Regions from separate parts of the Homo sapiens genome. Here regions 1 and 2 are each linked to region 3. Evidence: chromatin loops called from intact Hi-C (ENCODE). Cell type or tissue: GM12878. All regions are shown on one strand. Links, peaks and the distances in the headings refer to the core of each region. The heading gives the core; the rest is flanking DNA. Region 1 overlaps GALNT3 (polypeptide N-acetylgalactosaminyltransferase 3). Region 2 holds the start of SCN2A (sodium voltage-gated channel alpha subunit 2). Region 3 holds the start of LOC100506124 (a long non-coding RNA gene).

What was found. A loop is a pair of places that touch in the nucleus more often than their neighbours do. Peaks named below come from ENCODE experiments on the same cell type or tissue, not always from the same donor. Only the 100,000 strongest peaks of a DNase experiment are listed, where the experiment ranks them.
Region 1: a loop joins it to region 3, with 2.6 times the contacts of the local background. A loop is called at or near these places in 7 of 110 quality-filtered maps.
Region 2: a loop joins it to region 3, with 10 times the contacts of the local background. A loop is called at or near these places in 18 of 110 quality-filtered maps.

The regions. Positions count from the first base shown.
Region 1 is chr2:165,772,491-165,783,368 of GRCh38, reverse strand. The region is part of intron 1 of GALNT3 (polypeptide N-acetylgalactosaminyltransferase 3); the gene reads left to right. Among named protein-coding and RNA genes, the nearest start is that of GALNT3, 16 kb to the left of the region's middle. In GM12878, for the core only: a CTCF peak has its summit at 4,134 (motif pointing right); no DNase peak of the experiment used is centred there.
Region 2 is chr2:165,233,681-165,244,558 of GRCh38, reverse strand. SCN2A (sodium voltage-gated channel alpha subunit 2) reads right to left here and starts at 5,145. Exons shown (of 27, transcript NM_001040142.2): 1 at 4,919-5,145. In GM12878, for the core only: a CTCF peak has its summit at 5,219 (motif pointing left); no DNase peak of the experiment used is centred there.
Region 3 is chr2:165,868,115-165,878,992 of GRCh38, reverse strand. TTC21B (tetratricopeptide repeat domain 21B) reads left to right here. Exons shown (of 29, transcript NM_024753.5): 28 at 2,761-2,828; 29 at 4,161-5,631. The coding sequence ends at 4,238. It overlaps LOC100506124 (a long non-coding RNA gene), which reads left to right and starts at 7,052. Exons shown (of 4, transcript NR_045375.2): 1 at 7,052-8,196. RefSeq lists an enhancer at 4,240-4,439. In GM12878, for the core only: a CTCF peak has its summit at 4,359 (motif pointing right); a DNase peak (open chromatin) is centred at 4,342; H3K27ac peaks cover 630 bases.

The DNA of each region.
Region 1 (10,878 bases), core at 858-8,857, 95 kb after region 3:
GAAATTGCCTACTGCTTGTGTGTGTTTGGACTCCTTCAAAAAAGGAATGGTTGGTTGAATTAATTGAATGCAACCTGCCCATCCTCCAAATACATGCCATGAAAAGGCCCAGTAGACACTCCTTTCACTAAAGTATTAAGAAGTACATTAGTGAAGGGATTCCCTGCATCCATGAAAAAATCTGTGCCTGCTCTCCTTTGTAGACCATTGAAATTGGCTCTCTGATTTTACTGGAGATGATGAAATTCCATAGTAGCAAAAGCCAAGTGGCAGTAAGCCCTTATACACCAAATACAAAGTATATACATCTCCCACAATGAAAAGCTGGGCCATAGAGGTATCAGAAAACATTGGCTTGCAGATGTTTCTGACAGCTGAGATAATGTCTTTGGTATATGCCTAGTGGTAGCTAATGAATGAAATACGTAAGCAGTACTATAGCATCCCTTCATCTATATAATAGGAAAATCTCTAGCTCTGGTAGCAAAAAAGTTAACTTTAGTTGCTGCAATCAAGAGTCACAGCATCTCACTCAGTTTTCAGACCTAAGTCAATTCACACTCCCAGAGCTTTTCCCCAAAGGGACCTGTAGCCATTTACCAGAGACTATGCTTTGGGGAAAAGGAAATAATCAGACCTTTCATACTAATTCCTAGGGGGACCCAAAAATACTGTGGCCAACTGTTCAAAGTGGAGACTTAAAAGTGCTCAGGTAACAAATGGAGTCTTAGCTCCAGTTGTACTCATAGTGGGTCCAGGGGGTCAGCAGATCTAGCCTGTGCTTATTTCCCCAGTTCTTTAATGAATAATTGGAATAGACATACTGGGTAACTGGCAGAATCTCTATATTGACTCTCTAAACCAAGCTTGTTTAACCTGTGGCCCATGGGCCACATGCGACCCTGGATGGCTTTGAATGTGGCCCAACGCAAATTTGTAAACTGTCTTAAAACATTATGAGATTTTTTTTTTTTTTGTAATTCTTTTTTTTCCCCCAGCTCATCAGCTATCGTGTTAGTGTGTTTTATGTGTGGCCCAAGACAATCCTTCTTCTTCTAATGTGGCCCAGGGAAACCCAAAGATTGGACACCCCTGCTAACCCATAGAGAGAGGACCATGTGATAGGAGAGCTGAGTAGAAGGCTTTAGAATTTCCCCTTTCTTCAAAGATAGTAAATCAGAAGTAATAACATATCCCTGAGGAAACTCTCAAGATTGATGTCACTATCAAAGATTTGAAATAAGACTTGTGATATCTATCACATCCCCACTTAGCTCACTTATTTTGCCTCGGCAGAAGTTAAATGGATCTTAGAGAATGGCTGTAGACTCCCCTAAACTTAATTATTGGGTGACTCCAAATGTAGTTGCTGACCCAGATGTAATATCTTTATCAAACCACATGGCCCCTGGCATTTGGTATGTAGCTATTGACTTAGTTAATATCTTTTTCTGCCAATTTACAAGGACCACCAAAAACAATTTGTTTTTATCTAGCAGAGCCAACAATATGGCTTCACAGTCTTGCCTCAGGGCTAGATCAATTCTTAATCTTAATCATCGTAACATTTCACAAGTCATCACACTGATCCACTACATTGATGATAATATGCTGATTGTCTCTGATGAGAAGAAAGTAGCAAATACTTTAGATATCCTTGTAGAGCATATAAGAATTAGAAGGTGATAAATCAGCCCCACAAAAATTCAGCAAAACTTCTGGGCATTCAGTAGCCACTATGCTCGATAGGCTTTTTTTTTTTTTCTTTTTTGAGAGGGAGTATCATTCTGTTGCCCAGGATGGAACGCAGTGGTGGGATCTGGGGGTCACTGCAACCTCTGCCTCCTGGGCTCAAGCAATGTTCTTACCTCAGCCTCTTGAGTAACTGGGACCATAGGTGAGCTCCACCACACCCGGCTAATTTATGTATTTTTTTTGTGGAGATGGGGTTTTGCCATATTACCCAGGCTGGTCTTGCACTCCTGGGCTCAAGCAATTCGCCTACCTCAGTAGTGCTGTAATTACAGGCATGAGCCACTGCACCCAGCCTCAATAGTCATTTTTGAATTTGGGGGCAACATTTACAACATTTGAATATGCTACCTCAACCTGTTTACAGAGTAACTCATAAGGCTGCCAGTTTTTAATGATGATCAAAGTAGAAGAAGGCTCTGCAGCAAGCCCAGCAGTACAGGCTATGCTACCACTTCAGCTTTATGATCTAGCAAACTCAACGACTCTCTTGGTATCTGTGCCAAAGAGGAATGCTCTATGGAGCCTCTGGAAAGTGCCAATAGCAGAATCACAATACAGACATCTAGGGTTTTGAAATAAATATTTTCTTCAGATAACTGTTTACTTTTTGATAAACACCTTCTGACTTGCTACTAGGTAGATATTGAATGCATAATTATGGAGTGTCAGGTTATCATGTGGACCAAGTTTCCCATCATTATCTGGGTAAAATCTGACCTATCTTTCCATAAGGTTAGCGATGTACAACAGCAATATATCATTGAGTGGAAATAGTACATGAGACAGAACTAGAGCAGATCTGGATAGGACAAATAAGTTGCATGAACCAGGGACTCAGACTTCTTTGGTAGCAACTCTAATGGCATTGCCTTGTCTCTTTCAACTCATGCCTGTGGCTTCTTGGCGATTCCCTTAGTCCATTTGTTAGAAGAAAAAACAACAACAACAACAACAACAACAACAACAAAAAAACCCCTCAAACCTGATTTGCAGATGAATCTGAACAAAACACTAGTACTACCCAAGATTAATGACTGTGTAGCACTATAGCCCTACTCGTGAGTAACTGTGAATAATACTGGATAAGGAAAACTTTTCTGTAGGCAGAGATTTGAACAGTAAATATGGTTGTCCACCATGTTGGGAATGAGACATGCCTAGAAATACAGATCTATATTGGTCATCGATGGGTAGTTGTTAATGGTTTTTATGGTCAGAGTTGGAAGGAACAGGATTGGAAGATTGGTGACAAGGTAGTTAGTTTGAGGAAGAGGTATGTGAATGAACCTTTCAAAATGAAAAGACCCTGAAAGAATTTGTATCCCCTCTGAGTGCCCACAAAAGCACATCCATTGCAGAGGAGGCTCTTAATAATCAAGTGGACAAAATGACACATTCTGCATGTCAGTCAGCCTATCTCTCCAGCTGTCTCAGTGGGCCCATAAACAGGAGTCTTGGTGGCAAGACTGGAGCTGTGTATGCATGGGCTCAGCAACATGGCTTCCCCTTTGTAAAGTTGACTGGGATAGCGCTGCTGCTGAGTTCCTAATCTGCAGAATCCAGCATTGAGCCCCTGCGGGGATCAGCCAGCCTCTGGGTGGCAGGTTCATTATACTGGATTTCTTCCTTCATTGAGGGGGCAGAGACTTCTCCTCACTAGAATAGACAAGTATTCTACATATGGATTTGCCCTTCCTTGACATCACCAACATCTGTGGACTCCTAGAATGCTTAAGGGCATGGTGAATACAGAGTAGTAGTTAGTGTAAGAAAGAAGCCATAGATATTCATTATGGCCTCGCAGCCAATTATGTAAGTGAGGATTATTGTAGGTTTGCGTATTTTTTCTTTAAAAATTTTTTTTCAATCAGCTTTCTCAGGTTCAATGCACATTTTTTCTTTGCCTCTTATATCTAGGTTTTTTTTGTATATGTTAACAATTTTCTTCTCTCATTTTCATTTTAAAAATGTTAAATAGAAGCCGTTGGAGATCAACTTTCCAATTTAGGTAACAGAATATTTAGTGGGACTGTGACAGAATTTAAGGAGTAACTCAGAGTCACAGCAATGACTACAATAGCTGTTAGGACTCTATGTCTCTCGTTTTTGAGGAGATAGAACTTCTTCACTTATAAAGAAGGACAGTTAGACTTTGTTAGGTGAAATATAGAATTGTGTTGTTATTGTACAGGAGTTTCAGTGTGTGGGAGAGGGTGCATGTGGAAGCTGAGTAGTGAAAAGTGTAGACTTTGCTGCTTATCAGTTTACTGTCTCTTAGTTCCAAATTTACTGTATTAGCCTGCTCTGTAATAATGGAGCTGGGCCTTGTAAATTTCTTTTTTGCTGGCTCGTACAATGTTAAGCCTTGTCAGTAGAGGGCACTGGAGGGACACTGAAGTGGCTGAGGCTTCTCTTTCTGGTTTCTGTGATGCTCACTGGCTAAGCTCCTTTTGAGCATAGTTTTCCTCCACTGCTCACTCCCCAGTATGATTTTCTCCAGTACTAGGTATCTGCAGAACACAGCTTTTTCTAGAGTTGGTGTTCCCCACACACTGCACTTTCTTTAGAGCTTGATTTAGGCAGCAGTGGTGTACCCTTGAGACACAGACACCATGGACCTGCTCTGTCACCTAAGTCACTGCTCCCCAAACTCTCTCCTCAGATCCACACATGCCAAACTCGGGGCCCCACAAGACTGGGTGTCTAGGGAGCCAGCTGCCCAACCTTTGTCCCAGGCAGCCAGCCCAGAGCCGTTGTTACCTGTGTGGCACATGAAAGTTCACTAAACTCCTGCAGGGGACAACCTCTGTGATTCCAGATTCCCTCAGCAGCCAGCAGTTTTCCTCAGCACCTAGCTAGTTCTAGGGTTCTGTCCCCCGGCTGTGAATGGCCTCTTCTGGAACTTCAGGGGCAGATTTCTGGTAAGTCCCATGAATGAAGTACTTCTATGACTTTTTACCAGGTAGTCAAAGCTAGGGCATCTCCATAGACATCTCTGGATCTCAGCCCTGGTGAGAGGAGAGCCCTTCCTTGAACACTTATTTCAGCCATAGGGGGAGTGGTTGCCCCTTATACTGTATTTACAACTCCTGTATTCTTTAGAATTCTCCTTAACTCCCACTAGGCAATTTCCTGTTACTCCAATCCTCTTTTAATACCAGATTGTATTAAACTTTCTCTGTTCAAATTAGCATGTGGTTTCTATCTCCTTACTAATCCAAAAGCCAACAACTATGTTTACAAGGTAAATAGATGGACAAATGTTTTAAAATGCAGTGCCTCTACCTGGGGGGCAGGGAATACCAGTTACATGAATAATCTCTGGATCCACCTAAATCACTCCTCAGAATTCCTCTACTCTGTAGTATGCCATAAGTAATCAATGCATATCTTTCATATGTAATGTAAAAGTCATTCACAGGTGTAGATGTGGCAGGAAAGAGCATGTGAGCCCCTGAGTTTGTGACTCCCTTGACAGATAATGTAGTATCATAATTACTTGTTTGTGTCAAACTGTCAAGATAGAGTTGGCTAGCTCACAAATCAAGATTCTATCAGCAACCTTTCACATTCAGAGATGACGATGAGGGAGATGTCTACCTGACCAGGGGTAGCTGAGAAGTTGGATGTCTGACCCTGTCCTTCTCAGTATTGAAACCTGTGCCTCACGGTTGCTGATGGTTAACTCTGTCACTGAGCTTTTTGTCTCACAGCCTGCAGATATCTTGGTTCAGAAAGCTGTTCTTAGTTTATAACAATTGCAAGTAGTTTAGTCATCCACTGGTGGCATTGCCCAGCCACCCAGAGTAACTCTACTTTGCCTTTAGCTGAGATCTTTGAGGTATGTCTACTGCTGCCCCCTCTGAGACAGAATGTGGCTGTCTTCATGCAGTTTGCTTTGCATCAGTGTTTGTCTCTTGTCATACATCCACATGCCACTTCCTGCTCAGAAGAAATGCTGCCAAGAATGTAAACATGAACTTAAACATAATCAAAACTAACAAACTACAGCAGCAAAACACCATGAGATTTGACCCACCAATAAATGCAAGCAGAAATGACTTTCTGCCACTCCTCTGTTCCCTAACACTTTAACCAGTAGATGAGGGGCACATAATAAAACTTCTACCCAAGCACTTAAAGGTTTATTATCAGGGCAAGGTCTTTAAATTTTGTTTTTCTTTGTTTTGTTTTGAATTCAATTAGGAAATACAGATGATAGATAATGTGTGGCAAAGATCCAATGAGTTTTATAATAATTCACAATAGTGTACTTTTCTTAATCTATAATCTATATTAGGATATTGGGATGTAATTTTGTTTTTTTTCTGCTTAGTGTGGTTACCCCTAACTCTTTACAGCATGCCTTAACTCAGTAGTAAGGAAGTTTTGTATACCAAATTAGACATCACAGCAATTAAATTCATCAGGAACCAGACTTTAAACTTCTGGAGTTGTAATGGTTTATTGTCACAAACATGGAAACAAGAAGTGAGAGGAACCACTATCTTCTTATTTCATTAAATGTTACTTTCATGTAAAATTATAATGTTCTGCTTTCCACTACTTCAGAAAATTGCTACAGTTGGAATTTTTAGGTTAAATGAACAACTAATATTTCTGCAACCTATGCTTCTTCACCTAGAGGGACAATCATGATGGATCTTACCTTGATATTTTCCCTTCTCAATTTGTGTTTAAACAAGATCCCCAGGTGATTCATAGTCACTTTAAAGTTTGAGAAGCTGTAGTCTAGATAACTGGAAGCTACCACTTGTTAGTTAGATTATTTTAAATTTGTAAGATTTCAGATGGAAGCATATTTTTACCCCTGAGAATAATCCATTGATTTTAACATAGCGAGTGTCACAACCAGTTAAAATTGTGTATATTGCTTTAGCTTTTCACTTTATGAATATTTTTATTAATGACTTTTTGCAATGGCTACATATATACCAGGTTACAGATTAATAACTTTTTAAAACCAGGTCTCTGAATTTCACTCTTAGGAATTCATAAGAATTTAGAATTTAGAAGATCTCTGAATTTTTCTTTTCTTTTTTTTCTTTTTTTTTAGTTTTTAAAAACTATTTCATGATTTTTGACTTCTCTTCCTCTGTGAATCTGATCTTTGGTAATTAGCAAATAGCCATCTTGGATAGGTGTGTTTAAAGGTTTTAGAAAGAGTACAAGAAGAACAAACCCTTTATCTGCTAATCATTTCTAATGTGCAAATATGACATGTTATATCCTGAGTTTGCTGTTGTGCTGATTTTTTTCTTATCAATTCTCAAACTTCTGAGTCCAACTGGAAGTTGACTGTAGGAGAGATTTGTTTTGTTTCACGAGCTGTTTTTACGTAGGGCTTCCAATTTGGCAGGTAGTACTGACAAGGAACATGGCATTATTCCCGGAAAAAGGCATTAAAAATCCTGGTTTCATTTTACTCATTTATTTATTGTGTATCTTTTGGCTTATGTCTTTTATTGTTCAGGTATCAATTTTCCCATTTTTATGATTGGAATAAAATATTTATAAAATTATTTTACAGAAACATAATTTGCAGTAAAACCTCAGTGCCTCATTTATATCAGCGTAAATCCCTGAGTCTTTTTGGAAAACTGTGGGTCATTCTTGCCTTGGATTTTATCGTGTATCTCCATGTCTAAATAACTTCTATTCATTTACATCAAGAATCTATTTTGAAACACCCATCTTTGGCTTATTAGAAATTAGTAATGTGGTTGCCTTTGGACAGATACAACCCTTATCAGATGCTAGTTTTGATTTGCCCAAAATATTGTGATCTAGACAAGTAATTCTTAACCCTTGCTGCTTGTTAGAATTATCTGGAGAGCTTAAAGTAACAACAAAAGCAGAGTATATGCCCTGCCCCCACATCAATTAAATCAGAGGTGAAGCCTAAGGCACTTTATTTTTTTAAGAGCTTTTCACTAATGTATATCCAGAATTGAAGACAGCTGATGGAGATGCTTAGTGTTGAGTGTCATTCAGCATTAATGGAAGCCTAATATTGCACATTAACAGCAAAGTACAGAAAAGTCATAATGAAAATCCCATCAATGTTGGAATCTTTAAGTGATCAGGGTTGATAAGAGAAGATTAATCCCTTCAGAAATAGTCTGAAAAGATCAAAACATCATCTTCCTACTTCTAGGCTCTGCCTCTGTAAGGTTCTCAACCTCTTAATCTTCCATTTTAAGATCTACAATCTTATTTTCAATCTTTATTACTGAAATGGTGCTTTGAAAAGTTTTTAAAAATCATTTATTTGTAAAATATTACCCAATGATAGGAAGCTATTTGTAGTTTTTATGGTTTTTCCTCAGTTTTTTTTCTTATCGCCTTTTATTTAGGATATCAGTTCTTGACTCTTAAACATTTTATTTTAGATAATTTCAGTTAAAAGCTCAGGATTTTACATTGAACTTGAGTTTGAACAGAGTTAGAAAAATGCTGGTCTTAAACTGAACTGGCATGGCCAAGCCACTTAATCTCTTTGACTCTCCCTGTCTGTCAGTAAAATTGGAATTACAAAGGCTAGGCGCAGTAGCTCATGGCTGTAATCCCAGCACGTTGGGAGGCTGAGACAGGAGGATCCCTTGAGTTTGGGAGTTCAAGATCAGCCTGGCTGGGCAGCATAGTGAGACCTCATCTCTACAAAAAAAAAAAAAAAAAAAAAAGAGAGAAGAAGAAGAATACTTCACAATATTGCTGGGAGAATGAGAACTTATGTATTAAATGTTATTTAATACCAGAGACCTAGTCAACATTTAACACAAGTTAAGTTTTGTTTTTGTTGTTGTTTCTGATGAAATCTTGGTCCTCTTTCTTCCTTTTTCCAGTCAATAAATTTTTCTGGGTGCCTACTATGTTATCAACATTGTGGTAAGGGCCAGAAAAACAGCCATGAATAAGATGCTATCCATGTCTCTCATGAGCTTTCCTTGACTCCTTTATCAGAAGCATCCCAAACTAAAACCTACTAATTGAATGGGTCTTTACATAGATACACATGCACTCACAATGATAGGATTACTGTCATTCTGATGAACAATTCCTCTAGTTTATGATTTATTCTAAAAAGAACTATCTTCTATCTGCGTCATTAATTCTATCCTTCTTTTCAATTCCCACCCTATCCACAAGTATGATTTCTGACATAAAATGTTTTGGGAAAACTATCACTACTGTAGAAGAATCTAGTTCTGTCATATCTTCCTATTCTGTGCTTTCTCTGAACTCTTTTTCCATGTTCTGTCAAAATAGGGAGTCCAGCTCAATTCTTCTCAAATTCCTAATTTAGCCTACTTCTAGCTGCAGAAAAATTGACTGTCACTCGATAGCCCTGGGGAAGGGGATTTTTGGTAGTCCCCTCAGGAACAGAAAGGAGGTGAACACAGGTTGATGAATATCTACCTTTTGTCAAGATACAGTTAGAGGGGATGAGGTTGTAGTTCATCAACTGGGAACCACTTTCCTGTGAGACCCCAACATTTTGACCATTCTTATCTTCCGGAACCCCATAGGTGAGGTTGCTGCCCTATTATTCTGGAAGTGCCCTGAATCCTAAGCCTTAGGATCTTGAAGGCATGACTACAACTACTCTCTCTGCCAAGGTTCTCTTCTCATTTTTCACTAAAGCCCATTAGGCCAGGTCTAATGAAGTTCAGTTTTAAAGGTCAACCAACTGTTGCACATTTAACATCTCTCAAGAGTGAGATAAGATTGTAAAATTACTTCCACTTGACGTGGATAATTTATCTGTGTTTTCATTTGTCTTTTTTTTTTTTTTACCACCCCTCCTTCATAGGATTGGAAAAATTGGACTTTCCAGTCAGTCTCTTTTTTTCTACTCTTAAATGTAGGTATTTCTCTATCCTCTTTGTTTTACATTTACCCCAAGACTGACTCAAATTTTCATCTCTACTGCAGAACTTTTTCCTAATTTCCAGTCCCATATATCTTTTTGCTCTTGGAAACTCACTTTGGAAGTTCCATTAGCATATTACATTTGCTATGTCCAAAACTGAACAAATTATCTCCTTAATTCCTACCCTGAATCTATCCTTCCTGTGTTTCTTGCCTTTGTTAATGTTATCACTTTACTCATTTGTATTAGTTTGTTCTCATGCTGCTAATAAAGACTTACCAGAGACTGGATAATTTATAAAGAAAAAGAGGTTTAATGGACTCACAATTTAACATGGCTGGGGAGACCTCACAATAATGGCAGAAGGTGAAAGAAGAGCAAAGGCACGTCTTACATGATGGCAGGCAAGAGAACATGTGCAGGGGAACTCCCATTTATAAAACCATCAGGTCTCGTGAGACTTATCCATGACCATGAAAAATAGTATGGGGGAAACCACCCCCATGATTCATTATCTCCATCTGCCCCTGCCCTTGACACATGGGGATTATTACAATTTAAGGTGAGAGTTGGGTGGGGACACAGCCAAACCATATCACCATTCATCTCCCATTCTTCCCTTTCTCTCACCAAGTCCTGTTGTTTGATTCCACTTCCTGGACTCTCTTGAAATCATTCCACTCCATCCTTTGACCCACCTCATCTCATTAATATCTATCACCTTTACTGGGGCTGAAAAACTTGTGATTTTTCTAAAACATAAATTTGATTGTGGTCTTTTCTTAAAAACAGTCCTCTCCATTCCATCTATTTTGGAAAAAATTGGTAATTTCCAAATTCACTGAAAGATGCACAAGGGTTTTTATGAACTGATCTTTAACTGACCTTCAAGCCACATCAGTTGTCATTCTCTCCCTGTGCCTTCCACTTATGCTGTACTCAAGGACTGACCATGCCTTTTCTTGCTTTTATGGTTTTGCATCTGACATTCCCTATTTTCCCTCCTGTCTAACTGCCTAAAATGTACTTGTATTTCAAGATTTTGCTCAACAGTGTCATCTCTAGGAAACTTTCCTTAACATTTCTCCTGACCTTCTACATTGTTTTCCCTTTTTTTTTTTTTTTTTTTTTTTTTGAGACAGAGTCTTGTCCTGCTACCCAGGCTGGAGTGCAGTGGCACAATCATAGCCCAATGCAGCCTTAACCTCTTGAGCTCAAGCCATCCTCCC
Region 2 (10,878 bases), core at 449-8,448, 630 kb after region 3:
TCTCTAAAATGTTTCACTAATAAACAAAACGATATTACATGATAAGATTTTTTCATTATTATTATTAATGTAGTTAGTAATTATGTCTTCTTCCACATAAAGGTTTTGACTGAAAAGTTTAATGGAACATTACCAGAAAAAAAAATTATACTTCTGATTTGCAAAATCCACTTCTACCTCTCCTTCCACTGACCTCCAATTTCACTAAACCCAAATGGATAAAGAGGAGATAACACTAACGTATGAGTGTTATAGAGAGGTCAGCTTTTATTTTTCTTCTTTCCTTTCCTTTTCTATTTATTTATTTATTTATTTTTGACTCAGAGTTTCCCTCTATCGCCCAAGCTGGAGTGCAGTGGCACGATCTCAGTCCACTGCAACCTCCGCCTCCTGGGTTTAAGTGATTCTCCTGCCCCGGCCTCTGGAGTAGCTGGGATTACAGGCGTCAGCCACCACACCTGGCCAATTTTTGTATTTTTACTAGAGACAGGTTTTCACCATATTGGCCAGGCTTGTCTAGAACTCCTGACCTCAGGTGATCTGCCTACCTCGACCTCCCGAAGTGGATTATAAGCAAGAGCCACGGTGGCCCATCTACTTTTCATTTTTTAATAGAATTTCATCTCATATTCTTGATGCAAGTTATCTTTTCCTAATAGAAATAATATTTCAATGGCCACTATTATATTGCCAATGGTATTCATTATTATCAGCAAAATATATATATGACTCACCAACGCCTGTGCCTTCTTCAAGTCTTTCCACTGCCATTTCATGACAGGTGAATGCAAGAAAATGCATTCACCTTAGAGGAGATTGGCTCTAAGAAAGCCCCAAGAGGATTCTGTAACTGCCAGAAGAAATGGAGAAAAAAGGAACTTCTGGTAGGAAGCTTCATAAGGAAGCTAGTTCCCTAAGGGAAAGGAGCTTCCTGACATTGACTTTTTTTTTTTTTTTTTAACAGAGTCTCACTTTGTCACCCACACTGGAGTGCAGTGGCGCAATCTCAGCTCACTGCAACCTCCGCCTCCCAGGTTCAAGCGATTCTCCTGCCTCAGCCTCCCGAGTAGCTGGGACTACAGGTGCCTGCCACCACACCCAGCTAATTTTTTATTTTTAGTAGAGACAGGGTTTCAGCATGTTGTCCAGGCTGGTCTCAAACTCCAGACCTCAGGCAATCCGCCCACCTCGGCCTCCCAAAGTGCTGGGAGTAAAGGCATAAGTCACTGCACCCGGCCATGACATTGACTCTCTCTACACAAGTCCTGGTGAACGTGCTAATGAAACTGAAGGATTCAAAAAAGGAAAGAACTTGAATAATTAATTTAGATACTGGCAAACCAGCCCTTAGTAATCAAACTAGATATGTATAATAGATATGTGTTGGCCTAATTCAATACAAGTTTTAAATAGAACCTGTTTTTAAATAGGTGGTTATGAATAAGAAATTGATAACTGAAGTATGTAAAAGCTTCATGTGAAACAGTGTTATTAGTCTCCAATTCAAGAATTAATGTGACTAAAATATATTCTGCAGGAAAGTGTTTTGCTACTGAGGATTAATTATTTCTTCCAGAAAGTCCATATGCCACCAATAGCCTTTACTGAGGAACAAACTGATTTAATCAGAGGAGATACTTCATCTTACAAACAAGGATTTAATTTCGAAAAACAGGCCACCCAAAGTGAGTTACACCAGCTTTGCTCATTATCATCAACCACCCTTTCTTCCTGTGTCAAGGAAAAGCATTTTCAAACCTTCCTTCTGTCTCTTCCACGACCTTGGTGTACTTTTGTTTCTTCTTTCCTCAATTTTCTCTCTACTGACTTCATACCTTACTCTACAAAGGGCTTAGGTTTTTCTAATCTGCACTAAAGTTAAATTTCCCTCAACAGTACCTTCTTTCTCCAGGTATAAAATGTTATCTCTCCTACCTTTCCCTGGCAAACTTCTTAAAACTTAAATATACTCCCCAGATTTCTCATGTCCAATTTAGTCCTCAGAGCCCCTGTCTCTGCCATTCAACTAAACCTCTTCTCTTAAAATTAATTTATGACCTAATAATGATAACTAAATCCATCATCTTTACTCTATCCTCTTATGAACCAACCCCTTTATGGGTTTTCTATTGTTTCTGATCCCTATTTTGATATTCAATTTACCTGCTTGGCCTCCTATGATATTGTTATTCCGTCAACTTCTCACATTATTTTCACACAATTTAATAATAGTTTTCTACACTTTTTTACTCTCCTAATCTTAAGATTATGCCCCCAGTCATCTTCACTTCTCTTTTGTTCCCCATTAATGTTTAATTATGTATGACCTAATTTTGTCCCACAACTGCATGCAGATCTATACATTCAGCCTTAACCACTAATCTGATACATGGATATAACATGTTCAGCTCCTTATAAAACACCCCAGTGTATGAGTATGTGTCAGTATGTCAAATGCATAACACCAAAAGCCAAATTCATTATCCTTACTTTTACTGCCCCAGGGGAAAAAAAATAACAACTGCAACAACAACACCGACAACAAAAGCTTCAAACAGATTGGGTTATTTACCTTTCTCTACAGTTTCCCTATACGATGCCTATAGTTCTCCATTTTCTTGTATTTACTTGCCTCACCTATGTACCTGGAATAAGCAACTTTCTGTTTTTCTTTATTTATATCCAACTCACTCTTAAAGATCTAATTTAACTGTCACATCCTCCTAAAATCTTTTCCTCTGAGCCCCCCATGGACAGAAATTAACATTATTGTTTTGTTCTGAATCCCAGGATGTAACATGGTGCCTGGCACAAGATAGGTGCTGATATTCCTGTCCCATTCACTTTCTCATCTTTCTTCATTCCTTATTTTGAGATATAGTGGTATCTGCACATGTATATTTGCATGTTAACCTCCCTGAGGTAAACTCCTTGACTAATTATTTCTTTATCTCTACCATGGACACTTGGTTGGTACGTGGTATTCCACAAATATATGTAGACATGACACATTTTAATCCCTTTCTTTTCTCAAGATATTGAAGAAGTAGGGTAAAGCCTGTGCCTAGTAAGTGAACAAAGGAGGAAAGGCTTGGACATGAGATGATATTCTTATAGTTGTCAATAGATTAACCTATATGTACAATCTTTTCTATTAGGTAGGAGGGAAAGCCATGTGGCCATCCACATCATTCATGAGCATAGGGTAGAAGAGTATACACCACCTAATAATGAAAAAGGCATACTAAGAAACAGAGTTTCCATAGTTGTCATTCAGTTTTCTTGGATGCTTTGACAAGAAACCTAAGAAAATTGAGCACTGCATATAATATGCCATTGAGCAACAGTATACTGAAAGAAACTCTATTTTACAGAATATAACCAAACACACACACACATGCACACACACACACACACACACACGCACAGTGAATATCATCATACCTGGTCTATGCCATCCTGATATGTTCACACTAGAGGTGAATTGTGTTACTGCTATGGAAGATGTGGAACTGTCAATCACTGTTCTAGCCTTGCCTTATTGTAATTTAGTACGTGACTCTGGGAAATCCACCTTATCTCTCAATTACAATTGCTTTTCTTTAAATGATAATGGGGATAAATGGTTAAATATCTGTAATTCTAAAAATCTCCATGTATATGGAGCCATGTAGAACTACAAACTCTATAGATTCCACACATTTAAAAAACATGTTTTTTTCATGGTTTGTCCAAACCATTTTATAAAATCATTCCCCATAGCTTTCACAACCTCTGACATGGCAAAACTACCTCTTTACAGGAAAACAATGACTGAGATAAAAACATCCTGATGCACCTCCACCGCCTGCCACCTCCACCATCACACACACACACACACACACACACACACACACACAGCTCTTTCCACAGGAGAAAGAAGTGAGGCATTTAAAAACAATCTTACAAAACTATTTTTAAAATATTTGTAAAATCTCTTTAAATTTCTCTAAATGAAAATCAGTGGTTTTTAAATATAGGATTTCTATATGTCTTTATTCCTGTTATTCTAATAATAATCAAGCAAGGATTTAAGGGAAATCACGAGAAGCAGCAGAGAGAAGCAAGGCTGTTGCATGCAACTTCCACCTCCTGAGTCATTCCACTCTTTAACACAGATAATGTCACATGACCTAAAATAATTTAAAATGTGAGCACCTTCTATAATATCAACTATTTAAAATGGCCACGGTTCTATTATCCCAAATCCAATAAAATACAGAAAAAATCAATTTTCATGGCAATTAATTTGTGTTCAGCATACTCCTCACATCCATACTGGGGGAGGAGGGAGGGTCTATAGTCTCATTCCAAGTCTATTAAACACATTACATAAATCTTGATTCATGTGGGAGAAATGACTTACGTATTATTTCTAAGAGGTAAAAATAAAGACATAAACAATCTGTACCATCATAGCCAGCAGAAATCGTTCAAAAGGCCTTTGGACTCAGAATATTGGCTTGCCTCTGAGGCTGCAATCAGAAGGCTCAGCCCTGAGCTTTGGCAGAGCCACTGCCATGTTAATCTGCTTCATTATATCTCTACAATTTGTTCACTGCATTAAGGAGCAGTATTTCCCTTGTGAAAGGAAAACCCATCCTTCACTTTGAAAGCTTTACCTTTAAAAGGTAAACAAATACAGCCAGAGACAGAGACCAACAGCTAGAAAGCCAAAGAAATAATAAAACACGGTATGTCATAGTCAGAGCTCATTTCAGCCTAGGAAGATTTTAAATTGCACAACAGCTAGAATTAGAGCTTTTGAATCTCTTAGATCTGAATACAAGCTAACAAAGCACACATCTTATATTAAATGTCATTCTTAACATAGATAACAATCCGTGGATAAGTCAAAAATAGAATCATGCTGGCTTACCTGAAATAAAGAAAAATGTAAATCATAACACAGAATCCACGTATGTGTTGAATATAACAGTCTCCAATGCAATTCTTCAGAATTTTTACTGGAGTAGAAAGTAAAATCTCACATGTGCTCTATCCTCATTAAAGAAGAAAAAAACAAGAAAGGATGACCACAGCATCCTCCCTCCTTTGCCTTAGCTTTCTGTTCTGACAGTCATTCGATGGTACCCAATGTCTGTTAGAAAACAGCATGCTAAATTAGAAAAATAAATAAATAAAGGCAGCATCTTACATGACAGCTCCATCTCCTGGTCAAAAGTGGAACCATCTTAATTCACGTTCCTTTGGCTATGTAGCAGTCAGCACATAAAATTAAATGATGTACAGCCCATAATTCCACTCTATTTGAAATCAACTACTTTAATTAACTGTAATTTAAACATTTAAGAAGAATTATAGTATGAATTTTTAGAATTATAATTCTATTTTGGGGATTCAAATTTCTTTACATTATGTTTAAACTAAATGGAAGCTTTTCCCATCATTGAAAACTTAAGATTTATTTAACTTTATATACCATCTGAAAAAGTAATATGTATCTCCTATAAAACAATTTTAGATGTCAAGCTTATTGATAATGAACATCACATCTCTTTGTGGAGAAGTATAAGTTTTTGTCACTAGAGAAGTTAACACATAACACTTGTGTTGCTATTGTTTGGAGGAATGTTGAAAGGTTAAAGATAAGGCAGGAAAATTAAATGACTTAAAGGCAAACTTGAAAAATCTTTAGTTAATCTAATCTAACTACAAAAATACAGACGACAAGTTACATGCAACATGAAATTTGATAATTGTAGTAGTATACTATAGTGTGTAGTTACATCTTCTTAGAGAGATAAGAGAAAATTAAATTGTCAAAAGAATCCATTTGGTAAATGACACCATTTATAGAATCAAAGTTTTACTGAGCATATGATGTTCTCAATATATGTTTGTTTAATTAATTATTCTTCTTATGAACAGTTGTGAAGGCCAGGATCATTTTTTTAAAATTTGAAGTAAAAGGATAGGCATTTTTTTTCTCCCACTTTTTTACAACACCATTTTAATTTGGGGCCAAATCGATCTTTAATTTCCTATTGCAGTAACGCTGTCCATGGTGCTGAGAACCAATTTTAGAACTCATGGTGAGTTCTAGGTCTTAAACGGGTCTGAAATACTGTCTTTGTCAGATTTGATATAAAATTTACCATTAAAAGTCCCCAGATCAGCCAGAATAATTGATAGTATCTAATATAAAAATAGTTAAGTAATTTTTTTATCCACAAAATATGTATATACACATGTCCATCAGAAGCCAAAATGCTGATAAATACATTTAATAAAATACATGATTGCAAGCTACACTTTCTTTGGATTCATAATATTTTATTTTCTGTGTGCTAAAGTTATACTGAATAGATTGCTTTAACATAAGGTTGTTCCCACACTATTAAATAGACGAGGAAACCAAAGCCCACTCTTCAGTAACTTATCCAGTATTAATAAGCAAGTCAGAAGAACAAACCCAGTTTCTTAAATTTTACCTTACTTCCATTTCTACAACATTATTAAGATGTATTAGTTTGGTTATGAAAATATATTTTTAACACTGAACAAATAAATAATTAAAGTGACTTGGTAGATCAAATTATTTTAATGTATACACTCAACTATTTCATCTCACAAGTTTCCTGCACTATCATAAGATACATAAGCTCTCAGGGCACATAATTATGATAATTTTGCCAAATTAATTTGCAATTTCAACAAATTACTCCTGATGGCCAAGAAGCTTAAACCTGTAAGATTAAAGCCTAAGATGCCACAAATATGAAATATTATTGATACTTTATTTTTAAAATCACGGGAATTTTACAATAATTTATATAAAATTTAAATGTTTTTCTTAACACAGTAATCATTTTTCCCCATAGTCTTGAGGGTAAATTTTATCCTTAGGGAAGATGTGACTAACTGATCCTGGGATTTTGTGTACCTCTAGGCACGCCACCTCATGCCCCCAGGGATACAATATCCCAGTTTCAAGACCATAGGGTTATATGACACAGAAACTGGAGCAATCCTTTTCAACCCTAAATCATATCACATACTCTTCTTCTCAAAACTTTTTAGTAGCTACCCATCTCCTTGTGAATAGTCTATGCCTTCCCCAGTGTTCACAATGCTCACAATCTAGACTCCTTTACTTCTCTGATGTTATTCTTGCCCTCACTCACTCTACTTTAGCCATTTTATCTTCTTTCTCATTACTCAAACATGGCAGGTATGTCCATTCCTTAGGAGGCGTCCACCTTTTAATCTCTTTGCCTGGAAATCTCTTACATGGGCTCCGTATGGCTCACTTCCCTCATTCTTGTCACAGCTCACAGCTGCCTTCTTACTGAGACTGGCCTTGACCCTCAATACCACACACTATCCCCTCCTCTGGTTTTTCCCTTTAGTATTTAGCTGACATACTAAATATTTTGTCTATTGTCTGCCTCCTCCAAGAAAAATGTAAATTCCATGAAGGCAGAGATGTTTGCCTGTTTTGATCACTTCCATAAACGTGGTTCACAGAACAGTACCTGAAATATAAGACCCACCCAAATAATGAATACATGTCCTAGACATAGAAAATTCATACATTTTTATTAATGCACCATAGGAATGCTATTATTTCTGTGTGTGGATTCCTATGTTCTTATTAATACATACGTCAGAGAGTGTGAAATCAATGAAGCAAATGGCATGTTCTTTGAGTAAACTATTTAAACTATGTTTAATTCATATACTTAAGCAGAAAACAGAACATATAGTGAATATTCCATAAATATGTTAGGTTAATGATGCCAGTGTTGAAATTAGACCACTGTGGTCTTGAATTGTTTTTAATGGAGTTCTGACAAAATTTTGGTAAAATATTATTGAACAACTCTTATGTTAGCACTTTTTTTTCCAGGATAAACAAACTTTGAGGTAACTATTGTAATTTTATTTTTATGGAAAATGTTTAATCTCATCTAGAAAATTTTAGCTGTTTTAAAATAAGTTGTAAAAATAGCAACATGTCACATGGTAGACATGTGTGCGTGTGTATACAAATATATATATACATATATACACACAGACACACAAGTACATACACACACTAAATCTTTATGAAATCAACTTCAGTTAGGCATTCATTTCGCTAGTAACAACAAACCAATGCCACATAATTTCTCAATAACATGTCTCTTGGGCATTGCTTTAATGATAAAATCCACACCTTTATTTTGGCAGCTTGATTTTCAAAATCATTTTAATTTATAGAGATAAAAGTAAGTAAGTCTTATTTTACCTCCATTAAGTTGTGCATATTGACTGTTATTTAATTTTTTTCTACCATTTATCATTCACCCAGACTTTTAAATATCATCCATCTGATTCAGAAAATAAAAGACTAAGTTCCTAGTTTATACCTAATATTTGTTTACATTTTTCTTGCCTCACTTCTTCTTATTTAAAATATCTGCATTGGAGAAAAGCAAATGAACAGACATTTTTAAATGGCAATTTCATTTGTACAGTTTTAGTCACCTTAAAATATGCTAACCTCTTTTAAATTATTGGTCACCAACATCAAGACAGTTTTAAAAAGTTGAACTCCATATCTAATGTTTTTCCTGCACTATTATCATTAGAGAATCAAGGACCTGTAAGCCAAAATGGGCATATTTTTATGCCATGTTCAAAGACTGCTAATACTGATGAGGAGGACAGCTTATTACACTAGTTCCAATTAGTATGAATTGTTGACATTTAATAGTATGTTATCAAAAGATGAAGAAAAGGAAAAGAAAAATTGGGCCATCAAAAGGACATAATTTCCATAAACAAAGTCTGACAAACAGAATAATTCCCATAATTCCTTGAAAGACGAGGTGTTACAAATAATGTTATAAATATATAACATTTATTGAGCACTTTTTATGTGCCAAGCAATGTGCTAAGTACTGTACATAAATTATCTCATTATTCCCAGCAACAGGTCTGTGAAGTAGATTTTTATCTTTTCCCTCTTAGAGATGAGAAAAATAAAGCCAAAGTCCCTCAGCTAGTAAACGATGTCTTGACCTCCAACTCAGACCTCTGTTCTCAATGCTTATGTTCTATTTGAGTTCTACTTAAGACACAGGAGATGTAAACTATGAAGAAGTGATTCCGTTGACCTTTGGAATTTATGTGCTTTTTGTCCTCAGCTCCAGTTGTTCAACAGTTGTGTAAGCCAAGGGTAAAACAAGAGTGGAAAAGAAGGAAGGTCTTTAGGAGTACCTCCCTTCAGTGTGGTATTTCAGAGCAGGTGATGGATTTGCAATGGATGCAAGGATTGACAGAAGAAGATAAACAGAAGGAACTAGAGTTATTAAGGAAAATAAATTGTCAAGAAATTAATGAGTGAAAGAACAAGGCAGAGAGGTGAAAGAGAAGTGCAGGACCCATAGAGCTCTGCCAGAGACCCTTCTCTTCCCCGAAGATGGCTGTCTGAAAGAGAGCAGCATTCCATGATCCCCTGAGCAACAAGGAGTTCTCATCTACAAGGCTCACATGATCCTGTTACCAACACCAGAAATACACTAATGCTAGCTGGTAGCACCTTGCTGAGGGTAACTGAAATACACAAAGGTTGCCCTGACATTTCTCATCAGTAGGTCTACCTTTATTGTGGAGTAAATAACTCAATATAGCATGATGAAGAAACAGGTAAATTGATATTCTCTGAACCCCATACTAAAATGTGGCACCAGATGTCCACAAAAATATCCCTGAAAGACGAAAGACTGATTGTAAACTATAAAGTCATTTCAGTGTTCTTACGGCAGCCATTGTTTAGTGTTTAATTTTTCTAAGCTTATCATTGTCATTATTGTTAATAATAGTAATTATCAGCCAAAAAAAAACTGCATTTGGTAAATTCCTAAATTTTTGTTCTGACAATTTCACCTCTCTCAGTGGGGTAGAAAACACCCAGATAGAGAACGATGATCCTGTTCTTAATTCAGCCCAGTGAAGAACTTCAGGAGGCGCTTCCTAGGCTTAGTTATGGTATGGAGTGGAGACAGCACAGACAATTGGAATTCTGGGGGTTGCACTGAGCAGATAGCCCTGTTGCCCATCTGTAGGAAGCATTAAAGTTGAACCTACGGAGGGCAGATGGAAGTCTTAATTATCAGAAGAAGCCCCTATCCTTATTGCATTTGTTACACCATAATAAGGTACAGGGACCACAGCTATATTAGCAAATTCCAGTATGGCAGACAAGAAAAGTAAACTAAAAATCAAACCCTAGAATGATGGAGCCTAAGCCATAGACCATATTAGTCTGCAGCCTGGGATTGGGACCCCTGGTCTAAAGGATGCCAACTGTTCTGTTGGTGGAGTGGGCAGAGGAAGATGAATTCTGGAGAAACTGAGCCTCCAGGTTCACTTTCTAGAAGACAAAAGTACTCTCTGGTAAGTTTCTGGAGTGGCACTGCACACCTATTCCTTTGACCCATGTTGATCACAATAAACCAGTTACTTAAAGTCACCTCTATCACATCGTGGTTCACTGGGAAATAAAGGTGCTTTCTTGAGCCAGGCAAATAATTGAATCATAGATGATAAAGAATGTCAGGAATGGAGGGAACACCCAGAAATACAATACCACAAAATTAATTGCCACCTGGGTACTAAATGGCGATCTTCCAGCACCCAGCATCACTGGATGATGCATATATACCCATCATTGGATGATGCAGCTATATCAAGTAGAGACGCATATATACCCAGCTCCAGTTATGAAATTTTAGTTGAAATATAACTAGTGATGTGGAACCTAATATAATAGTTTCTATCCACAGATTCCAAAGGGAAAGCAACACATAGCAAAATAATTGCAGAGAA
Region 3 (10,878 bases), core at 1,337-9,336:
ATCATGCTCATGGCCAGGCGCAGTGGCTCACACCTGTAATCCCAACACTTTGGGAGGCCGAGGTGGGCAAATCACCTGAGGTCAGGAGTTCGAAACTAGCCTGGCCAACATGGTGAAACTCCGTCTCTACTAAAAATACAAAAATTAGCCGGGCATGGTGGCGGGCGCCTGTAATCCCAGCAACTCAGGAGGCTGAGGCAGGAGAATTGCTTGAACCCGAGAGGTGGAGGTTGCAGTGAGCCGAGATCACACCACTGCACTGCAGCCTGGTTGACGGAGTGAGACTCTGTCTCAAAAAAAAAAAAAAAAAAATCGTGCTCATGCTCTTTCCATAGAATTCAGGGTTGAATATTGTCACTATAAGAGGCACCAGGATGAATGATGAATGGATAATTTGCTTGACTGCAGTAATCATTTATAAATAAATATATATACACACACACACATATATCTACACACCCACATCTACACACCGACATCATTTTGTATATCTTAAATATATACGAGGAAAAAAAGAAACACACTAGGAACAACTGAGATCCAATGAGAGAAGAAACTACTCATGTTTCACCCTTCATACCTATTCTCAGGTTATAGGACAGTCATTAGACTGTGTAGAATGTTTGCATTCTCTCGCTGTCTCTCCTGATTGCATATAGTTGAGTTCTAATAAGTTTGGCAGGTGTAGTGCAGCTGCAGTGCACATTTTCTTTCCCCTTCTTAGGTCTTTATTTCCTCTGAAATTTTTGTACCAGGTCATGTATCAAGTTTCTTCCAGTGTTAAAATTCTGTGATTATAATATAGTGAATGCTTACATTAAAAAATGCTAATATTTTGTGGTATTCTAAGGTTTTAAAAACCATTTCACAAGTATTTTATATGATTTTTAAAATTATACTAAGAGTTAGAGGGAGGAGTTGTTATTCCTGTTTTAGCGATGAGGAAACCTGAAAATGACAGCTCAAGCCACTTGCGTAAGATCCCAAAGCTAGTCAAGAAACCACAAACCAAAACTGAAATCTTGACTAGTTCCCATGTAAGTATGTTTGGCATGACATCTTAAAAATTGCTTTACTTTTTGAATGTCACAAACCCTTTTAGTTCATTTTAGAATTTGTTGGTAATGACATTAAGTTTACCTCTCTGAAACTTCTTATTTTTGTCTAAAATCTGAGATGTGAGATTCTGCCATAGGCCCTGCCCATGTGTGCCTGTGTGCATGTGTGTGTGTGTAGAGATATATATATACACACCTATATAGACATACATATATATACACACACATATATAAACATACACACATATATATATGCAGTCATGTGTCGCTTAACAATGGAAATCTTCTGAGATATGCATCATTAGACAATTTCATCATTGTGTGAACATCTTAGAGTATACTTACACAAACCTAGGTGGTAGATCCTACTACACACCTGGGCTATCTGGTATAGCCTATTGCTCCTAGGCTACATACCTGTACAGCATGTTACTGTCATGAATGCTATAAGCAATGTGTGTATGTAAACATAGAAAAGGTACAGCAAAAATACAGTATAAAAATCTTTGGGACCACCATCATGTATGTGGTCTGTTGTTAATGAAACATCATCATGCAGTGCCTGACTATATATAAAATAGTGTGAATTTTAGATCATTTCTATTTCTTTCTTTTTACTACCATCTGATAATGTTAGCCAGTAATTCTTTTCAAACATTTAAAATTTTAAACATTTGTTTTGGTACTTTTATTAGAGCTGAAGAGCACTATTTACACTTCTTATTTCATATTTTTAAGAGGTAGAGTGAGATATTTTTTATTACACATTATTTTACATTGCATTATATCTTGTTTACTGCGTGCACAGCTGCTGTTACTTTTCTTGTCTTCTTAGTTTTCTCATTTTTATAGCATGTTACAAGAGAACAACATCCATTAAGAGGAATGTGTTAAATATTCTTCTAATTGTTGATAGTAGAAGTGTGGCATTTCACTATCAGTAATTGTGATAATTCTTACCAGTCATTGATGACTAATCTGCCTTCCTCTGTGTCGCTCTCCTATGTGCTCTGTCTTCTCACCATACTCCAAGTTCATTAACTCCCTGTGTGTCCTACCACTGGCCTTAATCCATGCAGTTTCCTCTGTCTGAGAGTGTCCTTGATTCCCACCCTAGCCTAGTTTATGCCTCATTCTTCAGATTTCAGACATCTCTTGATACCCTTCAGGTTCTTTATGGTAACTCACTTGGCCTGGATCTTTCTTTCATAACATTTATCTCAGTTTTGAAATTATTTACTCATGCAATTATTTTAAAATGTACTTTTTCTCCTAATAGAATGCAAACCTCATAACTGTAGGCATCAGTTTGCCTGTGTAAGTGCTAAATAAATCTGTACTGTATAAATGAATGGCTGTGTTGTCATTTACTGCCCTATGATGAGTTTTTACTATAACCTGAAATAAATGAGACTTTTCTAGTAAGTTATAGAAACCACACTTGTGGGATGGCAGCTTTCTAACCTATCAATGTATTCACTGTGGTCCTTTTTTCCAACTCCACTTTCTTTTCTTCTTACACTTCTTTTGTGTCACTCTGTCTTCTATTATCACACAACTTCTCTGTATAGCGTAGTTTGGTTGTTCATTCACCAGCCTCCCTTACCATTCTCTAGTGAGTAAGCAAAGAGAGGAGGAGGCAAGGAAAAGTAATAGTAGCAGTGTACTCCATCATTCTGTTTTATGGTTTTTGTCTTAACAGGATACAAACTGGCATTTAATTACTTAAAAGCAAAAAGATATGTGGATTCAATTGACATATGTCACCAGGTAAACACTTAAATTTAGATTTCTTAAAATTTTTCAGATGCACAATTTCCTACTTTTTTAAATCTCCAGATGTATGTGAATAGAAATAGAGGATACATTATTTTAGTTAAATGATTTATCAGTATGTTTAGGGAGATTATCAGTGTTCGAAATTTAGAAAATGATGTTCACCTAAATAAAAAACATGTTTTTACTTTGAGATCAAATAATAAAATGTTTATGTCAATTTAAAGACAAAGACCACTGAAGAGTACATATTAAACAATAAACCATAAAATATTTACATGTATGGAAAGGAGTAGGATTAAAGAGGTGGAGTAAAAGAGACTTTTACTTTAAAAAAAAAAAAAGACAAAGACCAGTGGGAGAAACATGTTAAATAAAATGTAGTCTTTAAGTTAGAAGATATTTGAAGACAGTATAGATTCTCCAGATCATTATTCTGATTAGAAGTTCTTGTGAATGTGTCTGAATCTGGTTATTAGAGAATTCAGACTGATCAATTAGAGATAAAAAGGAATTCTATTAGAAGTCATTCAATTGCATTCTGTAATTCATCCCCTAGTAAATGATCACCTACTAAAATGACAAATATTTAAATTACAGTTTTAGAATTTGTAGAGTCTCTTTATATATACATTGTCCCATTGATATTCCATATAAGACATTCTATTAAACATTGTAAGGACCTCCAAGAAAAGTTCATTAGAAAAGAATTTTGTAATGCCCCTTATCCCACACAGCAATCTGTTAGCATCATTACAGTAAATACTTGGCCTTAGTAATTGCTGTTGATTACTGAGTCTCTGTAAAGCAGTATTTCAGTCAGGTTAGGGTTGTGTGTTAATGTAAGGCTATATATTAGGATCATTTTTGGAGTTAAAAAAAAAAACTAGCATCTCCCCACTCTTAGACTCAGTAGAACTAGAAATACGTATGTCTCAAGATCATTTCAGGTAAAGCTAATGTGTGCTGCTGTATAAAAGTCACTCTCTAAGGGTTTATCAGATATTATGAATGAAAAGCTAAATTACAAAAATATTTTAAATCATTGATACATAATTGTTTTATACAATTCATCTATTAGGTAAGCAGTTGTTTGTTATATTTTCTGCATTTGATATTTACATTCTATTGTTCTCATCTAACTACCATTAATATAAAGGAGTCATCATGTTACATTTAAAATGCCACCATTAAAAAGTGTTATAGCTGTTGTAGTATTAGTACAAGGAAATCTTAACTGTAATGCTCATTTCTTATAAGTTTTGTAACTCCGTAGTTTTTGATTATTAGTTACAAGTTTTTATGGGTTCTTTATTTGTTTTGCAGGTTCTTGAAGCACATCCAACTTATCCAAAAATCAGAAAGGATATACTTGATAAGGCCCGTGCGTCTTTAAGACCTTGAAAATAATTTTAACTTAGGTGTTGGTTTAACAGGAAATGAAAGAAATCTAACTTTCAGTTCTTCCTGTTCAAAACAGGTTTGAGCTCAGTGCTTTGTTATTAGAAGTATACCCTTTTTTCTCCAGCAGAGGTTGCTGCTGTACATCAAGAGAAGTACTATGTGAAATTGGTGTTTCCTAATGGAGTTGAATGAGAGCTGGTCTATTTGACTCTGTTTTGATTGGGTACAGATTTGGTGACTCTGTGGTAAAGACTATAATTATTTCTATAAAGAATATTTTGTTAAAATCTAGGTAATTAAATACCCTGTATCTTTTCTAAGGAATATTATTTCAGGAAATATATTTAAAATGCATTGTTCTCTTTTAAAGTGTTTTTGTTATATTCTTTTATTTATTTATTTATTTTTAAAGACAGAGCCTTGATCTGCCGCCCAGGCTGGAGTGCAGTGGCACGATCTTGGCTCACTGCAACCTCCGCCTCCTGGGTTTACGCGATTCTCCTGCTTCAGCCTCCCGAGTAGCTGGGACTAAAGGCATGTGCCATCACACCCGGCTAATTTTTTGTATTTTTAGTAGAGATGGGATTTCACCGTGTTAGCCAGGAGGGGCTTGATCTCTTGACCTTGTGATCCACCTGCCTCGGCCTCCCAAAGTGCTGGGATTACAGGCATGAGCCACCGCACCCAGCCTGTTTTTGTTGTATTCTGTGTTGTTTCAAAAATTGGAATAAATCTCCCTGTAAATAACTCATGAAAAAGACAATATATATATTTTAAATATATATTTTAATAAAGGTTTTATAAATAGATGATTTATATTCCTCTTGGAACTCAAAAGATGTGGTAAGTTTTGCAAATCAGGGTAAGCTCCCCCTGCATTCTGTAATGTTAATGGGTGGTGGTATAGTACAGAAAATGTAACTTTCATTGAAAAATCTTTTTTAGAAAAGGGTAGAGTGTGTGTTTCCCTTTCCTTTCTTGAGCTCATTCTTCCTGCTTTCAAGGCCATTGTGGTCTTAAGAAATAATCAGGTCCTGAAACCTCAATTTAAATAGGTCCCTTATTAGGGATATTTAACCTTAGCCTAGAAGACTTGGTCTGCAGGTATAATTTCAGACACTGTAACATTTGATGGTAAAGGGTGACCAAATACTTTTGGTCAGCAGGGAGTCACAAAGCACACCATGTGAAGGCAACGGTTTACCCAGCTCTGTTTAACAGCACCCTGGCATAGAAGCTTTCACTCTCTTACACTAAATTTAACCTAATCTAAACTTAATCCTTAGCATTATTTTTAATTTCTCATCTACATCTTTTTCAATTTTCCTTAAAATTGTAGTAAACACAGTCCTCAATTTTATTTGCATTTACAATAAACAGTATTTATAAGTCATTTGCTGCTTTTTATTAAATGTCCTGTGTTTGTTTTGAACTCCATTCTCTTGTTTCTGATCATTTCTCCCATTTTTCAAAATCCCTTTAATTTCAATTACGTTATAAAATTCCAATTATTCTTCTTTTCACTTAGCAAAACAGTTTTTTGTGGGGTTTTTTGTTGTTGTTGTTCTTTGAGACAGAGTCTTACTCTGTAGCCCAGGCTGGAGTGCAGTGGTGCGATCTTGGCCCACTGCAACCTCTACCTCCTGGGTTCAAGCAATTCTCCTGCGTCAGCTTCTTGAGTAGCTGGGACTAAAGGCACACGCCACCACGCCTGGCTAATTTTTGTATCTGCAGTAGAGATGGGGTTTCGCCATGTTGGCTAGGCTGGTCTCGAACTTCTGGCCTCAAGTAATCTGGCCGCCTTGTCACCTAGCTTTTATTTATGGCATTTCATAGAATGTTTAATAATAGAATTTATAAGTCACTTCATATATGTTAAAATACTTTCATATTCCTTACATTTGATCTTCACAAACCTAAAATGCCGGCATTATTATCCCTGTTTTACAAATCTGGAATCGTGAAACATTACCTCTTTTTCTTTAATTCAGGTGGAGAAATATCTTTCAGCCTGAGTGGACATTTTTAAGGACAATGCTATGGACTGAATGTTTGTGTACCCCAAACTTCGTATGTTGACATCCTAGTCTTTAATGTGATAGTATTGGGAAGTGAAGCTTTAGGAAATAATTAGGTCATAAGGCTGAAGCCCTTGCGAGTGCGATTAGTGCCCTTAAAAAGAGGATCCCAGAGAGTTCTCTAGCTATCTTTCTACCATGTGAGGACAAAATAAGAAGTCAACTATTTGCAACCCAAAAGAGGGTCCTCACCAGAACCTGGTGGTGCTGGAACCGTGATCTCAGACTTCCAGCCTCCAGAACTGTGAGAAACAGATTTCTTTTGTTGATAAGCCCACCAGTTTATGATATTTTATTATTGCAGCCGGAGCTGACTCAGGCAGAAATCACATTAACAGAATGCCTTTAGTAGTTCCAGTGAACTTGTGTCATGGGATGCTGGAATCATGGAAATTGGATAGAGAAATAGAGCATCTGTTCTCTCAGCAAGACATTTCCAAATCAGTTTTCCTATCTGTAAGAGGAGAGGAAGGTTTTGTTTTTGTTTCTTAAGCAGCCATTTATTTTGCACCTGCCATTTGTTAGATGCTATTTTAGGGACTTTCCTTACTTTATGTCTTTTAATTTTCAGTCAGCTATTAAGAGAAATAATATTCCCACTTTTCAGATAAGAAAGGTGAGACCTGGACTAAATGATTTGCCCAGGGTCACAGAGAAAAGTGTCAGAACCTGAATTCCATACTGGCCCAGTCAACTTCAAAGCCTCTGCCTTATTTATTATATTAAGATGCCTTCTATAACTAAGAGATAATGTTTCTGTAAGAAGAAGTGATCTTTTCTACATCTGGCTAGCAGAAGAAACTGGTGTATCACAGAGATAGCTAAATAATGAAGAACAAGATGGACTGAGTGGAATGAACAGCTGTTACAAATGTAGAAACTATTAAAGAGCAGTCTAATTGAGGAGCACTATAGTGTAGCAGTCAAGAGCATGGATCTGAAATCAGACCAGCCTGGATTTAAGTTTTGGCTCTACCATTACCTAGATGTTTCATCTTTCTCCAAGTTACACACTCTCAGCCTCAGTTTTCTCACCCATAAACAAGCATATAAGGATAATAACCTGCCTCAGGTTGTAAGGATTAAAGGGAACTTATATAAAACCTATAATGAATCTGACTCACTAGGCTCTTAATAGTAGCTCCTCTTATAAGCAGAACAGGGCAAAGTAGTAATTGCAACTGAGAAGAGAAAATGCAGTTCAAAGCAAGATTAAAAGGATGAGTAAAGTCCCCTAGAGAGCTCAGCCCTACAGGATTTGAGATTCTCATTCATTCACACCTTCCCTCCTTCCTTCCCTTCTAATTTTTGTTCAACTACTTCCCTCTTTTCCTCTCTCTCTACCCACCAACCATTATGCTAGACTCCACATGCAGCATCTCATTTTATCCACCTGGAGCTTGCTTTTGCCCTACTCTCCTCAGTGGAGAATTCTCTTCCTCCTGTCCCTCCCTTCACCCCCGCTTCCTGTCTCTGAGCTTCCTTCTCCAGGTTTGCTCCTTTCCATCAGGTATCACTTTATCACCACCTCCTCAAAGAGGCCGTGTTCATGTCCAGGCCCACAATCTCAAGTAGCCATCCTGTGATTCTGTATCATATTATCCTTTTTAAACTCTATGCAGCATTTACTACCTCTGATGTTTTTTCTTCTTTAAGGATTTGATTGCCTTATGTGACAAGCCCAAGATCTGTGACAGTTGGAGCTCAAACTAGGCAGTCTTGATTCCAGACTGCTCTGAACTAGTATTTGAAGGAACTAATGAACATGACATGTTAAATGAAAGTTTGGGGACGTACACTCAGGATGGAAGCAGGGGGACACAACAGAAATGAAAGAATTTTCTGTAGATCTGGGATCTGGACACCTGCCCCCCGTCATGGTAAGGACACAGTTGTAAGTTTAATGTACTTTTGACCTTAATTCAGCTAGTATGGTGAACTGGGTCCAAGAGGAAATATCTTTCTTCCCCAGAAGTCAAGAACCTAGAGCAAATCTGGAAGGCTTTTATGCATGGACAGCTGAGGAAGCAAGTTGAACTTTGCACTAGAGTAGAAGTAGATAATGGAATCACTATGGAAACCAAAAGACCAATTAAGAATCTGACAGGAGCTATCCTAGTTTGCGACTGGAGATGACAAGTGAATAGCTTTAAAATAGGATCATACAACAGCGTTCATGCTGACAGATTTTTTTAGAAGCAAGGTTGGCAAAGGTGCAAGGAAACCACCGCATTCAGACCGCTGCTCATCGAAGTGTAGCACAGCCTTCCTGAAGGGAATAACTTATAAACAGCAAAAAGCAAGTTCGAGAAGGCTGTTCTCTAAAAACAGCACAAAATAAGAGTCTCTCGTTTAACCAAGTGATCCCACGTAGAGAAATTTATCACAGGAAATATTCCGAAATTTCTCAAAGGTTTCCAATTTTAAAAATTGTAACTGAATTTTTTGCTGCTTTTGGTTATCAAAACATCCAACATGAGGTTGTCACATATGTAAGATTTGACCAATAATATAGTAGTAGGTAGTAATTGAAAACTATTTCAAGGATTTATTTATGTATTTAATTTTTTTGGCTCATGCCTATAATCCCAACACTTTGGGAGGCCGAGGCAGGCAGATTGCCTGAGCTCAGGAGTTCGCAACCAGCCTGGGCAACACGGGGATCCTCGTCTCTACTAAAATACAAAAAATTAGCTGGACATGGTGGTGTGCACCTGTAGTGCCAGCTACTCGGGAGGCTGAGGCAGGAGAATTGCTTGAACCTGGCAGGTGGAGGTTGCAGTGAACCGAGATCACGCCACTGCACTCCAGCCTGGGCAACAGTGAGATTCCGTCTAAAAAAAAAAAAAAAAAAGAAAAAAAAAATTTTTGAAAGATTTTAACTGCTAAAATGCTCACAAAATAAGTGAATAAAGAGGAAAATGTAACTGTTCAAATAATAATATATCCATTTGCCAAAACTATAGATGCATATAAGAATACACAAAACTAGATGAAACCCAGTTGTTAACATAGTTATATCTGAGTGATGAAATATTTATTTACCATTGTAAAAGTTAACTGGAATTAACATATATTCTACAATAAAAAAAGTTTTTTGTTGTTTTTTAGAGAATAGCCTTCTCAAACTTGCTTTTTGCTGTTTAAAGTTATTTTTCTGAACACAGACGAAGAGAAGAAGCTAAACAAAAGCTGACATTTCAACTCTCAATACCACACTTTACTATTAATTGTTAATGCAAAATGCAATCTATATTACTTCGATGGCCAGCGATAGAGATTCAGGAAGTGAAAGATGGAAATAAAAGCCAGAAAGTAGTAGTAGGAGTGGTAACAGAAGTGGTACTAGAACGTAAGAGTTCCAGAGGGGATGTGTAAGAGCATAGTCCTGCAATTACATAAAGGATTGAGAGCAAACCCAGTCCTCTGTAATTTTAGTCCATTATTCCATTAACAGAGTTTTAATGATGATTCTACCAAATATAATAAATTAAAAACCAGTGGAAATATCTGAAATCCTGCAGAGCCTCCACGTGTGGTCGTGCAGTGTGTGCACTGCACAGAGTGACCCAGCCAAGGGCACAGGAGATGGAGGCAGAAATCCTCCAAGTCTTACCACTCTGCAACTGCATCTCCATGCAGGAGGACTCCCTTTTCTAATTTGAATACAACTTTCTCATAGGCTATTGGAAGCCCTGCGAATGGAAGGAGAGGAACTAGAGTCAGTATAGAAAAGTTTTTAGAAATAAGGCTGAGGGTGAAGAGTGATGTGTCCATAAGGGTGTGAGAAGTCTGTCTTTTAAGGTAAGAGCTACTTGGGCATCTATGGAGAAAAAAAAAAGCCAGTAAATATTGAAGGTACAAGAAAGAGAGGAGGGGAAAACCTGAGTAGAAAAATGGTGGCATCCAGGGGGTGCACAATTTTTGCAAGGGGAGTGAAGGAACGAATGAACTGCAGAAAGACTCACTTGATATAAAGGCGGCTTCAGGAGCCCTTATGCTAATTGGCTCCAGTAGTTTTATAATGAATAAAATAGTCTTTGAGCTAAGGGCAATACCACTCCTTCATATGCACAGGATCTTGGACCTCTGTTTTCTTTGGACTCTGAGGTATTTTTCACTTATTTCCAGGTTCCTGGTTGTGGTTGTTGGAATTCTGCCTGCCAGATTAGAGGGGAGTTACTGTAACATGATAAATCCCAGTTATGATCAAAAATGTGCTACCCTCCTTCTAATGCTCCTCTTAAGAACCAGATGTTTTCTAGAAAAACGTTTCACTCTGCAATCTGCCTTAAGTGCACATCAATGAATCTGGCACAATGCCCATAAAAGCAATCTGATCCCATAAATGAGGGATGCGGAGTAATGAGCAGGTTCTAAATGTCTTACTTCCGAGTGGTATAACATGAGACTCGATGGCAACCCTTAAACCAGGCTGCTTTCAAATAGTATGTATGTTACATTTATCTTCCTTCAAACAAATTCTTTTGGCAATGTAAAAGAAATCCTGTTTTTTTTTTAAGGGGGTATTTTAAGAAGGTAATTACTATTTCCATTTTCAC